Linked DNA regions of Homo sapiens: regions 1, 2, 3 and 5 are each linked to region 4. A link is a contact called in ENCODE Hi-C or POLR2A ChIA-PET data. All regions are on one chromosome and are shown on one strand. Each heading gives the region's core, a stretch centred on a gene start or an enhancer-like site at or near the end of the contact. The rest is flanking DNA. Distances are from core to core; before and after follow the strand shown.

Region 1 (2,700 bases), core at 127-2,626, 850 kb after region 4:
AACACAAATTTTGGCCAGGCATGGTGGCTCACACCTGTAATCCCAGTACTTTGGGAGGCCGAGGCGGGTGGATCACTTGAGGTCAGGAGTTTGAGACCAGCCTGGCCAACATAGGGAAACCCCATTTCTACTAAAAATACAAAAATTAGCTGGGCGTGGTAATCCCAGCTACTCAGGAGGCTGAGGCAGGAGAATTGCTTGAACCTGGGAGGCAGAGGTTGCAGTGAGCTGAGATCACACTATTGCACTCCAGCCTGGGCAACACAGCAAGACTCCATCTCAAAAAAAAAAAAAAAAAAAAAAAAAAGAAAGAAAAGAAAGAAAAAAAAGAAAAGAAAAGAAACCCATAAATTTCTTCTCTTACAGTTCTGGAGGCTGTGGTGTGGGTGGGGCTGTGCTCCTTCAGGGGCTCTAGGAGAGAATCTGGTCACTCATTGCCCTTCTGGCTTCCAGAGGCACCTGCATTCCTTGGCTTGTGGCCATTTCCTGCAGCTTCAAAGCCACAGAGGTGGCATCTTCCAATCTCTCTCTGTTCCCATTGTCATTTCGCCCTTTTCTCACTCTGACCCTCCTGCCCACCTCTTATAAGGACCCTTGTGATGATGTCAGGCCCCCTGGGAGAATGCAGCACCTTCTCCCTATCTCAAGACCCTGATTCACATCTGCAAAGTTCCTCTCGCCATAAGGAGTGCGTGAGGCCACAAATTCACAGGCTACAGGGATCAGGACATGGAATTCTTTGAGGAGAGGGCCATTATTCTGCCTAACACATGGTGTGGCCCTGGGTTAGTCACTGTGCACTGTCGGGCCTGTCTCCCTGACTATGGTGACAGGGGACAGGGTAGGGTCCAGGGGTGCCCCCCAGTGCACAGAGCCCTCAGACAAGTCAGGTTTTCACTCAGTCCTTCAATGGCACCAAAGGCCCTCTTGGCCTAGGCTACACAGGGGCAGTGGTGGGAGGTACCCAGACGCCCCCATCAGAGAACTACATTTCATACAGGGCTTTAGATTCACAGAGCTCTTTTCTTAGCTGCAGGCTATAAACAAAGGCTCATTAACTATGTTTTAACGGCTCCATCCACCAATGGATAGGCAAATAAATGAAAGGATAAACATGTGAAATTAGCAAGTGCAATGGTCCCCATTGCAGGAGCAAGGAGCCTGGGGTCCCTCAAGAAGGGACTCAGCCTTAGTATTCAAGCTGCAGAGCCTGTGCCCTCTCCCTCCGATACATTGCCACGGTGCCCCCCTCGCCCTCAGGGTGTCAGGACGGTCCTGGCACGTGGTGGGTGCTGGCCACATCTGCTCACTCAGAGAAGAAGCGAAGGAAATGTGAGGTCAGGCCGCCACTGTGGCTGGGGCAGGGGCCTCACTTGAGCCTCCCAGCAGCTTCCCACAGTCTCACGTGACTGAGCAGCAGAAACACACACAGGCTGGGTTTCCTGCCAGGCCCCAGAGACATGCTCAGCTCTCACAGGGAGGAAGAGGCCAATGGGCTCGTGGTCACTGCCAGAGCTATGACAGGCACCCGCGTGCCTTTGAGGGGGTCCAGGTCTCAGCTGCCTTCTGGGTCACCTGAGGCACCTTCATGTTGACCCCAGTCCTGGGCCCCTCAGAGGAGAAGAGCTCAAAACCCTCTGAAAGCCAGCAGCATGGGCTCCAAGCCAGGGAGCCTGGGCTCAACCCTGGCTCTGTCAGGACTTGCTGTGTGGTCCTGGGCATGATGTATAACCTCTCTGAGCCTCAGTTTCCAATTCTGTAGAGTGGCAACAATAATATCTATCTGTTGGCTGGGCACGGTGGCTCACATCTGTAATCCCAGCACTTTGGGAGGCTGAGGCGGGCGGATCACGAGTTCAACAGATCAAGACCATCCTGGCCAACATGGTAAAACCCGTCTCTACTAAAAATACAAAAATTAGTTGGGCGTGGTGGTGCACACCTGTAGTCCCAGCTACTCGGGAGGCTGAGGCAGGAGAACCCCTTGAACTCAGGAGGCAGTCGTTGCAGTGAGCCGAGATCACGCTATTGCACTCCAGCCTGGTGACAGAGCGAGACTCCATCTCAATAATAATAATAATAATAATAATAATAATAATAATGATATCTATCTGTTACAGTCAGGGTCCCAGCAGAAGGCAGAGCTGACCAGGTGGTTCATGTTCACAGAGGCGTGGGCAGGTTAGGGAGAGCCAGAGGCCAGCAAAAGAGGGAAGCTGCTACCAGCCCTGGGGCTGCAGAAGGGAGGGAAGGAAATGGTGCTTCCCCCGGAAGCCAGTGGAGCTAAAGCCTGGCAGAGCATCCGGGAAAGAGCTGTGGTCAGCATGCAACCCGCAGGGACTGCAAGGGTCAGCAGAGGGCAAGAGGAGAAATGCCTCATTCTCTCCGGCTGATCTCCAGCAACTGCCTCCATGGGTCAAATGTAACCAGGTGGGGGATGCCGTCCACCCAGGTCAGCCTCAGGGAGCACAAAGTAGGCAGTGAATGGATCTGGGGAGCAGGGGGCGCCACAAATGACGTGGCCAGAACCACGCACCATGGGGTCATGTATTCATTTACTCACTGATTCTTTCAACAAATACCTATTAGCCACCTTCTAATACGTGCCAAAGACTGTTTCCAAACACCCAGAGATACTTTGGGGAAGAAAAGAGACAACTCTCCTCTCTCTCAGGGAATTCATGAATTTCTGAATAAACT
Region 2 (2,700 bases), core at 65-2,564, 870 kb after region 4:
GCCACCCTGCCTTAGGCCCCAACAAAGGGCAACTCATAGACCCTTGGGGACCTCTGAATCAGGTCCTCTGATTGGCCTCAGATCCAGTCCCTCTGGGGTCCCAAGCCCTGGCTGCAGAGTCACCCCCTCTCTCCTCCCCATGGCTCATTAGCTACATCCTAAGCCTCAGTCTCCCCATCAGTAAGATGAGAAGCCTACTCGCGAGCCACCCGGGGAATGGAAGCAGCTTCCACGGATGAACAACTGTGTCCACCCCTGTCATCCTTGATAGGGTTCATGGATGGCTGAAGAGGGGCCAGCCCAATCCTTTGTCAGAAGCCCTAGCCCAGGAACAGGGGCTGGGCCCCTCGCAGGGGTTGGTTTCATTGGCTTTGACTGCAGCGACAGGTAGGGTGTGTCCCCCGGACTGGGTGGGGGTGTCGAAACCAGGACTTCCAGAATTGATTGAGGGTCCAGGAGGGCCCGGGCCAGAGGGGTGGGCTGAGGAGGGGCCTGGGGCTTTTCAGTTAAACAAGCCACCTGTGGCCACCCCAGCCCCCACCCCAGTGCCCACAGAGCCTGAGCTGTGAGCCCAGTGAGGCCAGGAGCTGGAAGCCAGTCTGATCCAGCCTCGAGAGTGGTAGAAAATGTGCTGGTGATGGCCAGGCGCGGTGGCTTATACCTGTAATCCCGGCACTTTGGGAGGCCGAGGTAGGTGGATCACCTGAGGTCAGGAGTTCAAGACCAGCCTGGCCAACATGGTGAAACCCTGTCTCTACCAAAAAAAATACAAAAATTAGCTGGGCGTGGTGGCGGCAGCTGAGTAGTTCCAGCTACTCAGGAGGCTGAAGCAGGAAAATCACTTGAACCTGGGAGGTGGAGGTTGCAGTGAGCCGAGATCGCGCCATTGTACTCCAGCCTGGGCAACAGAGCGAGACTCAAAAGAAAATGTCCTGGGGATGATGGGGAAGGGGCAAAGAGCACTGGGGACCAGGGTCAGGATGCCTGAGGGTCACCTCCTACCCGCGGTCCAACTGCCTGTGCTGCCTGGTGTTGCCCAGCTTGCACCCGCCCCCAGCTCTCTGCCCAGGGCACTGTTGTGAGGTTAGGGGCAGACAGCGGGTGTGGGTGCAGAGCACAGGGCCGGGCTGATGTCAGCGTCCACAGTAGGGGAGCAGCCCCTTCCTGTCGCTCTGGTCTGTGCTCCACTTGGCCGTGCTGGGTGAGGTCATCCTTCCAGGCCCTGGTGAAATGTCATCTCTGGAGGCTCAGGCGTCCTCCCTCCTGGGGATTCTGGAGCCTCCCTTTACTGCCCTCTTGTGGCTCTCAGGGGAAGGGAAGTGGCAGCCCGGGACTCAGGGCCCGGCACGAAGTAGGCGCTCCTGGTGGCCGCTGGGGTTACTGACCGTGGGAAGCGTGTAGCTCCAGAGTCACAGCTGGGCTCTGATTTCAGCCCTTCCACTCACTCACCCTACAACCCGGGCAAGTCAGCTTTCCCTCGGAGCCTCTGGTTCCTCTTCTGAAAAATGTGGGTGGAAATTCTGGCCTGTAGGTCTGCCCCAGGTCGGAGGGTAGATGGGTACGCAGTGCCAGCACCCAGTAGGGCCTCCGTGAGTGAGCATGTGTCCTTTACCCCATGCACTGGGACAGTCCTGCTCTGCTGGTGACCCTACATATCCCACTCCTGTGCAAGGCCTCAGTCTCACCATCTGTAAAATGGACAGTGGAGACTAGAATGGACAGAGCAAGACCCCATCTCAAAACAAACAAACAAAAAACGATTTCTCCTCTGTCTGGAATAGAGCCATGTGTATTTAATCAGAAAAATGTTTTCCCTCCTCCACCCCAAATCTGTGGATGCTCCATAGAGAAGGGCCATGCTTATCCCTCAGTTTCTCCTTAAGGTGGGAGCCTTGCGCTTTCAGAGAAGCCAGTGAAAGCCACACCCCTCTCGCCAGTGAAAGCCACACCCCTCTCCCCAGTGAAAGCCACACCCTCTCCCCAGTGAAAGCCACACCCCTCTCCCCAGTGAAAGCCACAAGCTCTCCCCAGTGAAAGGCACACTCACAGCCACCGTGACTCTGCCAGGCGTGGGCTGTGGTGCCTGACACCCTCTCAGACATGCCCAGGCACATGCTGGAGTTGCTCAGAACTTCTACACAGAATCCCAAGCACCAAGGGTGGGGCTGGAATCAAAGCCGAGATACGTGATGCCCCTTCCGCCTAACTTTGTCCCCTTCTAACCCAGATAGTGCCCAGAAAGATGGTTCCACTTGCAGGCCCTGTGCCCAGGGCCCTGGCTTCCGTGGTACCATCCTTTCTCCCTGGGGGAGCACCGTGATGATGCCACACATCAGAAGTTCCCCTATTGGGGCCCGGCATGGTGGCTCACGTCTGTAATCCCAGCACTCTGGGAGGCCAAGGCAGGCAAATCCCCTGAGGTCAGGAGTGAGAGCAGGCTGGCCAACATGGTGAAACCCCGTTTCTACTAAAAGTACAAACATTAGCCAGGTGTGGTAACACACACCTGTAATCTCAGCTACTTGGAGGCTGAGGCACAAGAATCCTTGAACCCAGGAGAGAGAGGTTGCAGTGAGCTGAGATCGCACCACTGCACTCCAGCCTGGGCGACAGAGTGAGACTGTCTCAAAACAAAAAGAAAAGAAAAAGAAGTTCCCCTATTGGGCACCTGGCTTTCACAACATCTTGTTCTATTCTTGT
Region 3 (2,700 bases), core at 201-2,700, 670 kb before region 4:
TATGTGAATATAATGTCTATACAGTGCTTAGCACAGACCCAGACTAGGGTAAGCAGTGAATGAATATTATGATGACGATTCAACAGGACCACTTAACTAATTCTTTTAATATCCCTGAGTCTGCATTCCTCAACCATCAAATAACAGTATTAACCTCACAAGGTGGTGTGAAGGTGAAATAGGGTAAAGGATCTCAAGTGCTAGCTTAACATTTACCGTCTTATTAAATATTAATAGCAATCAATCCACCACCTTCAAGTGAAGTGACATTCTCAACTCATCTCAATGTTCCTTCATTTAGGCCAGTGCAGTGGCTCATACCTGTAATCCTAGCACTTTGGGAGGCCGAGGTGGGTGAACCTGGGAGGATTTAAGTAAAGAATAAAAAAATTAGCCGGGCGTGGTGGTGTGCACCTGTGATCCCAGCTACTGCGGAGGCTGAGGCAGGAGAACTGCTTGAACCTGGGAGGCAGAGGTTGCAGTGAGCCAAGACTGCGCCATTGCACTCCAGCCTGGGTGACAGAGCAAGACTCTGTCTCAAAAAACAAAACAAAACGGGCCGGGCACGGTGGCTCATGCCTGTAATCCCAGCACTTTGGGAGGCCGAGGCGGGCAGATCACGAGGTCAGGAGATCAAGACCATCCTGACTAACACGATGAAACCCCGTCTCTACTAAAAATACAAAAAATTAGCCGGGCATGGTGGCGGGCGCCTGTAGTCCCAGCTACTTGGGAGGCTGAGGCAGGAGAATGGCGTGAACTCGGGAGGCGGAGCCGAGATCGCGCCACTGCACTCTAGCCTGGGCGACAGAGCGAGACTCCGTCTCAAAAAAAAAAACAAAAACAAACAAAAAAAAAAACTCGATCGAATGAGTAAGACGTGGGAGCCCCCGGAATGGCAGGCGGAAGCCTCTGGCAGGGCCAAGAGCTCAGGCAGAGCTCACCTTCCCCCTCCTGTCACGGGGCCTCGGGCCTCACCGAGGGCTGCAGGTGATGTAGTTTCTCGACAGCGGCCAGCGATGCCACGAAGATCGCGGGCTGACAGTGCACGGTGCGGTCCAGGGTCTCCTGCGGCCCGTGCAGGCTCAGTTCCAGCAGGTCGTAGCCCAGCACGCGGCGGGCGGCGGCGTAGAGTTCGCGGACGCGCGGGTAGTTGAGCAGACCGCGGCCCATGCCCACCACCTGGCTGCCCTGGCCCGGGAAGAGCAGCACGGAGCACTGGCCCGGCATTCGCCGCTCCGTCGCCGCCCAGGGCGCCTCCTCCTCCGCCCCGGTCGCATCTCGCAGCAGCTCCGCTACACCCTGGGCGCCCGGCGGAGGCACCGGGAAGCTCGAGGCGCCGCGGCGGTAGCTGGCGCCCAAGCCCCTGACCCACGCTACCCGTGCGACCCGGACGCTCATGGTCGGACACCTGCCCGCGCGCGTTACCGTGGCGACCGAGGCCCGACTGCGGCGGCGCGGCGCAGCGTGGTCCCTGACGCATTTCCTGCCGGGGCTTCCGGGGCACCGGGAGCGGGAAGAAAGGTTCCGCAGACGCTGGTTCCGCCCCGGCTCTGAGGCCCTTCGGGCTGCGTTCTGGGGTCCTGGAGGGACTCATGCGTTTACTTAAACAGCCATAGCCGTTGAACGGAACACGATGCCACACCACAGTGGGTCCTCAACAGATATTTATGGAATAAATAACGCAACGCAATGTAGTATTTACGCTTTCTACCTGGCACATGAAGAGCACTTGAAACTCTTCCACATTGATGGTTTTTGTTGTTGTCGTTGTTGTTGTTTGTTGTTGTTTTTTGAGACGGAGTCTTGCTCTGTCGCCCAGGCTGGAGTGCAGTGGCGTGTTCTTTGCTCACTGCAACCGCCGCCTCCCAGGTTCAAGCGATTCTCCTGCTTCAGCTTCCCGAGTAGCTGGGATTAACAGGCGCCCGCCACCATGCCTGACTAATTTTTGTATTTTTAGTAGGGACGGGTTCACCATGTTGGCCACGCTGGTGTCGAACTCCTGACCTCAGGTGATCCACCCGCCTCGGCCTCCCAAAGTGCTGGGATTACAGGCGTGAGCCACCGCGCCCGGCCAGCAACCACATTTCTTGCATATGATCCTCCCAACCACAGGAGTTGGCATGGCCGACCATCCGTTGCCAGTTCCCAACTATACAACAGCTCTCTTTTATAATGTTTTCTTACAAACCACACAGTGCTTGGCACATAATAAGCATCCAATAGATCTTTATGCTATTGAACAAAGCCTTGAATGTGTTTCAGATATTAGCTTATTTAATTCCTCACAGCAACGCTGTGATGGATAGCTGCTCAGAGATTGAGTGACAGGTGGTTAGTGACAGAATGGAGGTTGGAAATTGGGGTTATCTAATGTTAACCTAAAAGCAACTCAAGAGACACAGGCTCGGCCAGGCGCAGTGGCTCATGCCTGTAATCCCAGTACTTTGGGAGGCTGAGGCAGATGGATCACTTGAGGTCAGGAGTTCAAGACCAGCCTGGCCAACATGGAGAAACCCCGTCTCTACTAAAAATACAAAAATTAGCTGGGCGTGGTGGTGGGCGCTTATAGTTCCAGCTACTCGGGAGGCTGAGGCAGGAGAATCCCCTAAGCCCGGGCAGCAGAGGTTGCAGTGAGCCGAGATCCCACCACTGCACTCCAGCCTGGGTGACAGAGCAAGACTCCGTTTCAAAAAAAAA
Region 4 (2,700 bases), core at 132-2,631:
CAAGGCGGGCGGATGGATCACTTGAGGTCAGGAGTTTGAAACCAACCTGGCCAACATGGTGAAATCCCGTCTGTACTAAAAATACAAAAATTAGCTGGGCGTGGTGGCAGGCGCCTGTAATCCCAGCTACTTGGGACACCGAGGCACGAGAATCGCTTGAACCCGGGAGGTGGAGGTTGCAGTGAGCTGGGATCGCTGCACTCCAGCCTGGGTGACAGAGGAAGACTCCATCAGGAAAGAAAAGGAGAGGCGAGGGGAGGGAAGGGGAGGGGAGCGGAGGGGAAGGGGAGGGGAGGAGAGAGGAGGGGAGGAAGGGAAGAAAGGGGAAGGGAAGGGAGGGGAGGGGAGGGAGAAAAGAAAAGAAAAGAAAAAAGAAAAGAAAAGAAGAGTCCTCTTAACAGGGGCAAGACATCCTGAAAGGCAAAGATTTGGAGAGAAAGGAAGGGAGTAGAGAGAGGGGTGATTTGGACAACCTTCAAGTAAGCCCTATACAGATGTATACCTCACAAAGTGCTTCCAAACAAAATTTCTGAGGGAGGCAGGGGTAATTATGTGCAGGCTGTGGGAGAAGAGTGTAAAAGAGCAGAGATTTTGCCGTGATACAGAAATGAGTTTGAATTCTGGCTCAGAAACTTCCTAAGATAGTTGTGTGACTTTGGAAAAGCCCCTTCACCCCACAGGTTTCAAGTCCTCGTCTGTCTACAGGAGGGAGTCAATCATGACATTCACAAGACTGCTGTGGGCACAAATGAAATCAGGGGCATGAGACATGTTGTAAACTGGAGAGATTTAGGGCGTTTCCACACACATTTCCCAGCTGATTCTCACAGAGAGGCAGGGAAGAAGACGTCACCACCGTCAGCGTTGTTTATCGTTCTTCTCCACATATCAGGTAAGCTACGGGAACAGGGGCCCTACTGTTCCCCACAGGGCCCCAGGGCCTACAACATGCCTGGCACAAGCAGACGCGCCATGAACACCTGAATAAACGAATCACCACCCCTTCGTCCCTGGGGGTGGGCAGCAGCGCCGGCCTTCTCAGGGCAGTGAGACCCACGGAGCTGCCCGCCCGCCCGGCCCCTCCTCGGCCTGTCGCACGCGCGTGGCCACCCCGAATACAGCCTTACCGGGAACCCCTCCTCGATTCTCCGCCTAGCTGGGCCGGCACCCGCGTGCGCGGACCCCAAGCCGCGGGGTCTCAGAGGGGCTGCCCATTCGGCGTCTCTAGGACGCTGTTGCCCGAGAGACGACGGCAGTCGCTGACTGGAGAATGAGCCTACGCGCCTGGCAAGAAGCTGAGCTGTGATTGGTCAATTGGAGATAAACGAGGAGGGGGCGGGGCCAGGTCAGTCCCGCGCCTCCGCTCCCGGAAGAAATTTCCGCCGGAAGTCCCGTTCTCTGGGGAGCGGGAACCCTGGCGACCCGTGTCATGGGAGCGGGTTTCTGTTACGTGGGCTTTAGCGCGAGCTGGGCGGTCGGCCCGGTCCCACCGAACTGCATAGGGCCGTGTAGCCGGGGGAAGTCAGCCCCCTGCTCTGAGAAGCAGACTCTGCATCTGTAAAAGGCTAAGCGTGCCCACTGGGGCCTGTGGTCAGGATTGGCTGCAGTGAGGTCCGCAAAGCCCCTACCGCATCCTGCGCCTTCGTTAGGGTGAGCAGTCATGGGGACTCGCATTGTGCCACCACGTAGCGGGTCTCACTGGGTCCGCTTGTCTGCTCGAGGAGACAGCCGGTGAGGACGGGAGCTGGCCTGCTTTGCCCAGGCTGTAACCTCAGCCTCCGCCCATACCCACAGTAAGCATCCATTCCATTGATATTCGCTAAATGAGTGAATTATTACTAAGACAGAGGGCCGAGTGGAAGCGCCATAAATCACGTGAGTGAATGTAATTGTTGTCGCTGACCCTATGGAGCACTTCCCTTGCCAGGCACTCACCCATCCTAGGTATGTACTTTACATGTAATTGTCATCTTCATTTGTCTTCACAACAACCCTGTGAGGTGGGTGCTGTGGTTACTCCCATTTTACAGATAGGTAACTGAGGCACACAGAGCATTTTGTTCAAGGACACACTGCCAGTCAGGGGTAGGAGCAGAATGAGAACCTATGGAGCTTGCTCTTAGGCACCCTGCCACACTGCTCACTGTGGGAGAGAAGCAGCCAGGCAGACGTGTGCAGCTTGGAATTCCTTGCACACATGGCTGCGGCAGGTCAATTAGGTGCCCTGGTGTGTGCTGCAAAGATGGATACTATGCGGTCCCTGCTGGGCACTCTGACTACTTCACTGGGCAGCTAGTTTTCCTGTTCACCAAGAGAATTCTTTCCCATGGCTTGTCTCAGACCTCCCGCACTCACTACTTCCTCACCGGACTCAATGACCATGGGTCTTATCCCATTGAGAAAATGTAATGCATAAGAATGGAATGCACTCCTTCACAATCACTTTGGCATTCATCGCCTCTTTTCCTCTTGCCCCAAAAGAGGGTCTCTTACAGAGGCCAGTCCCTCTAACTGTGTCCTGGATCCCTCCCCATTTGCCTTCTTTATTATAGGCAGTGCTCTAAGTGTGGTCTGGGAATCCCTGGGGATCCTGAGACCCTTTCAGACTGTCCATGGGGCCAAAAAATACTTTCATAACACTTAAGACTTTACTTGCTTTTTCATTGTTTTTCTCTCATAAGTATATGGGGGGATTTTCCA
Region 5 (2,700 bases), core at 158-2,657, 690 kb after region 4:
CTGGCGGATTCTTAAAGATTCCGTGCTCGGGCAGGCAGGGCTGGCGCTGGACTAGTCCCGTTGGAAGCTGGATGCACTGGGCAAGGCCCCGTGCCCGCAGAGGCCAGCTGGCGGCAGAGCATCTGCCTCTCTCGCACAGCCCTATTAGAGGCAGAAGTCTTCCTGATTTGGGCGCGCCGCGCATGCCGGAGCGGAGACTTGTAGGTTCTCCGCAACTCTGCCAGGAACCCCTGATAGTTGTTGCGCAAGGGGCTGTCAGGTTGCATGTGGGGGATAGCCCACTTCTCCGCCTCCCCAGTCAGTCGAGACACAAGGAAGGCCACACGCTCGGCCTCACCCGGGAAGCGGGAGGCCTGGAAGATCATGAATCTGTCCATCTGCATCAGGAACCCCGCCAACCGGCCTGGGTCCCCGGAAAAGGGCTCGGGCAGAGAGGTTGGAGGTGTGGTCATGGGTCGAGTCCCGTTTGAAGTAATTGAGGAGATGGGCGGGGTGATCTGCAGAGCCCCCGGGATCCGCGCCCTGGTGCGTAACAAGGTCAGCTCTGCCATCACGCTCTCCAGCATGTTGGTGAGATTGGCCTTCTCCGCCCGCAGGGTGGAAGCCTCCCGCCTCAGCGCCGAGTTGGTGAGGCGCAGGGAGGTCAGGGTGTCAATAACGTCATCCATCTGGGCATTCGGAGACGCTGCCAAGGCTGGGCTTTCAGCTTTGGACGTCTGCGGCTGCACCATGCTGGCCAGAGGTCAGCCACACGCTGAGATCCGCGGGTGGACCAAGAGGGTGTGGTGACCAGGTGGGCCCCTGTAGAAATGGGGGCAGTGTGGGGTGCACGACGGCAGGGCGCTGCGAGACCCCCAAGCCGAGGGCCCGAGAGAGGGGCACGCGGTGCCAGGCCCTAGGGACTTCGGCCCCGGTCCCACGCGGCTCCTTTACTGCAGACTTCGCGGACTACGGAGCCAGACGGGTGGCTGGACCTGCTCTGGGCCCTGGAGGATTAAGAAAAGATGTTTTCAAGGTTTCAGTTGCGACTAGCGGGCAGGAGGGTGAGGGGCGGCGTGGAGGGCCCGCGCGTGGGTGGCGAGGCTGCACAAAGCCCCGCGGCGCCCGCCCCGCGCCCGCCCGGGGGAGAACAAAGGGGGCTGCTCCTTGGCGGCCGCGGGCCTGGGGGCCACCACAGTGGCGGGGCCCGGCCGGGCAGGGGGCCGGGGGCACGCGTACCTGGGGTCTCGCGGTTCCTCCGCGGCTCTGTCCGCCGCCGGCCGTGACCAAGATGGCCCGCGCGGGGGACGCGGCCAGGCCGATGAATCACCGCGCGGACCGCCGAGAACTGCTTCCCGGTCAGCGCAGCCAAGCGACGGCGCTGGCGATGGCGGCGGGCGGCCTCCGGCAGGTGCAGGGACCGGGCCAGGCCGGGGCCGGGGCAGGGGCGGGGCCGGGGTCGCGGCAGAGGGCGGGTCACCGCGCGGCCTTTGTGCGGGCGGGGCCGGCGCGGTGGCGGTGGCGGGCGGGCCTTAGGCTGGCCCCGCTGGTTGCCATGGATACCGACCGCTCCCGCGCGTGCGGAGACGACCGCTGCCCCGCCCCCGGAAGTGATGCACAAAGTCCCACCCCCCCCCACCCCCCAACTCGGGCTGCTGCCAATCGGGGAAGACTGTAGTTGCTGCGGCGTCTTCATCAGGGCGGGTACCTGGTGTTCTCCCAGTCATTCCTCCCAAGAGGGCTTGCAAGGCTCTTTCTGTGGTTGTCATTGGGTTTATTTTTTTGATGATTTACTGTTCTTCTTATTTTTTTTTTTTTTTGAGACGGAGTCTCGCTCTGTCGCCTAGGCTGGAGTGCAGTGGCGCGATCCTGAGTCACTGCAACCTCCGCCTCCCGGGTTCAAGCGATTCTTCTGCCTCAGCCACCCAAGTAACTGGGATTACAGGCGCGTGCTACCATGCCCGGCTAATTTTTGTATTTTTAGTAGAGACGGGGTTTCACCTTGTTGGCCTGGCCAGTCTCCAACTCCTGACCTCAGGGCATCCGCCTGCCTTGGCCTCCCAAAGTTCTGGGATTACAGGCGTGAGCCACTGCATCAGGCCCTTATTGTGATTTGAATATAAATTTAATGTAACAAATCTTGATGTAAGAGAAGTAAAAAAAACTTTATACTACTCAGACTCCCTCCACCTAAAGATAGCAAATAGTAATACATATATATGTAACGTAGAGATAGTAATATTTCTGTACTTCCATCCAGTCATTTTTCTATGATATGTTCTACAAAATATTTTTTACCTTATGAATATTTTGTAACCATAACAGCACATTGAATTTTGAGCATTTTCCTATTAAAGATAGTTCAGAAGCATGATTTTCAGTTATTGCCTGTGGTCCATGGAACTCCTGTACCGCAAAGTATTTAGCCATGCCCTTTTTGATAGATCCTTATCTTGTTTACCATGCTAAAGTTTTATAAACTACACTTGTATATAAATCCCCACCCTTTTCTCTGCTGGGTTCCCCAGAGTAAATACCAAGGAGTGAAGATACCTGGCTGATATGGTTTGGCTGTGTCTCCACCCAAATCTCATCTTGAGTCGTAACTCCCACAATTCCCACATCGTGGGAGGAACCTGGTGGAAGGTGATCGAATTATGTGGGCAGGTCTTTTCTGCACTCTTCTTGTGATAGTGAGTGAGTCTCAAGAGATCTGATGGT

Evidence for each region. A loop is a pair of places that touch in the nucleus more often than their neighbours do. ChIA-PET counts read pairs that join two places held with the same protein, here RNA polymerase II (POLR2A). Pooled maps may share reads with other maps.
Region 1: a loop to region 4 is called in a map of naive thymus-derived CD4-positive, alpha-beta T cell, with 4 times the contacts of the local background. The contact joins the enhancer-like site here to the promoter of EFCAB6-DT in region 4. A Hi-C loop is called at or near these places in 1 of 168 maps with a recorded cell type or tissue (naive thymus-derived CD4-positive, alpha-beta T cell) and 5 of 50 pooled maps. POLR2A ChIA-PET finds 5 or more read pairs at or near these places in 1 of 52 experiments (PC-3).
Region 2: a loop to region 4 is called in a pooled map, with 9 times the contacts of the local background. The contact joins the enhancer-like site here to the promoter of EFCAB6-DT in region 4. A Hi-C loop is called at or near these places in 1 of 37 single-sample maps with no recorded cell type and 4 of 50 pooled maps. POLR2A ChIA-PET finds 5 or more read pairs at or near these places in 1 of 52 experiments (HEK293).
Region 3: a map of gastrocnemius medialis shows a loop between it and region 4 (5-fold over the local background). The contact joins the promoter of MCAT here to the promoter of EFCAB6-DT in region 4. A Hi-C loop is called at or near these places in 1 of 168 maps with a recorded cell type or tissue (gastrocnemius medialis) and 7 of 50 pooled maps.
Region 5: a map of B cell shows a loop between it and region 4 (10-fold over the local background). The contact joins the promoter of RTL6 here to the promoter of EFCAB6-DT in region 4. A Hi-C loop is called at or near these places in 6 of 168 maps with a recorded cell type or tissue (B cell, CD4-positive, alpha-beta T cell, ascending aorta and 3 more) and 16 of 50 pooled maps.

Annotation. Positions count from the first base shown.
Region 1 is chr22:44,662,960-44,665,659 of GRCh38, forward strand. It overlaps LOC124905132 (a long non-coding RNA gene), which reads right to left. Exons shown (of 3, transcript XR_007068127.1): 3 at 1-2,040. Among named protein-coding and RNA genes, the nearest start is that of PRR5, 38 kb to the right of the region's middle. Within about 2 kb of position 1,377, at least 14 of the 41 ENCODE cell types and tissues checked have a DNase peak (open chromatin) inside an H3K27ac peak, as active enhancers do.
Region 2 is chr22:44,683,622-44,686,321 of GRCh38, forward strand. It overlaps a transcript of PRR5 not described here. Among named protein-coding and RNA genes, the nearest start is that of PRR5, 17 kb to the right of the region's middle. RefSeq lists enhancers at 490-1,029, 2,006-2,325, 2,206-2,700. Within about 2 kb of position 1,315, at least 9 of the 41 ENCODE cell types and tissues checked have a DNase peak (open chromatin) inside an H3K27ac peak, as active enhancers do.
Region 3 is chr22:43,141,948-43,144,647 of GRCh38, forward strand. It overlaps MCAT (malonyl-CoA-acyl carrier protein transacylase), which reads right to left and starts at 1,451. Exons shown (of 4, transcript NM_173467.5): 1 at 979-1,451. The coding sequence starts at 1,401. RefSeq lists a silencer at 1,206-1,475.
Region 4 is chr22:43,811,041-43,813,740 of GRCh38, forward strand. It overlaps EFCAB6-DT (EFCAB6 divergent transcript), which reads left to right and starts at 1,382. Exons shown (of 2, transcript NR_186822.1): 1 at 1,382-1,944. EFCAB6 (EF-hand calcium binding domain 6) reads right to left here and starts at 1,265. Exons shown (of 32, transcript NM_022785.4): 1 at 1,128-1,265. RefSeq lists a silencer at 787-1,028 and enhancers at 1,360-1,629, 1,871-2,672.
Region 5 is chr22:44,496,826-44,499,525 of GRCh38, forward strand. RTL6 (retrotransposon Gag like 6) reads right to left here and starts at 1,408. Exons shown (of 2, transcript NM_032287.3): 1 at 1,219-1,408; 2 at 1-986. The coding sequence starts at 731. The coding sequence ends at 12. RefSeq lists an enhancer at 1-79 and silencers at 1,339-1,468, 1,559-1,618.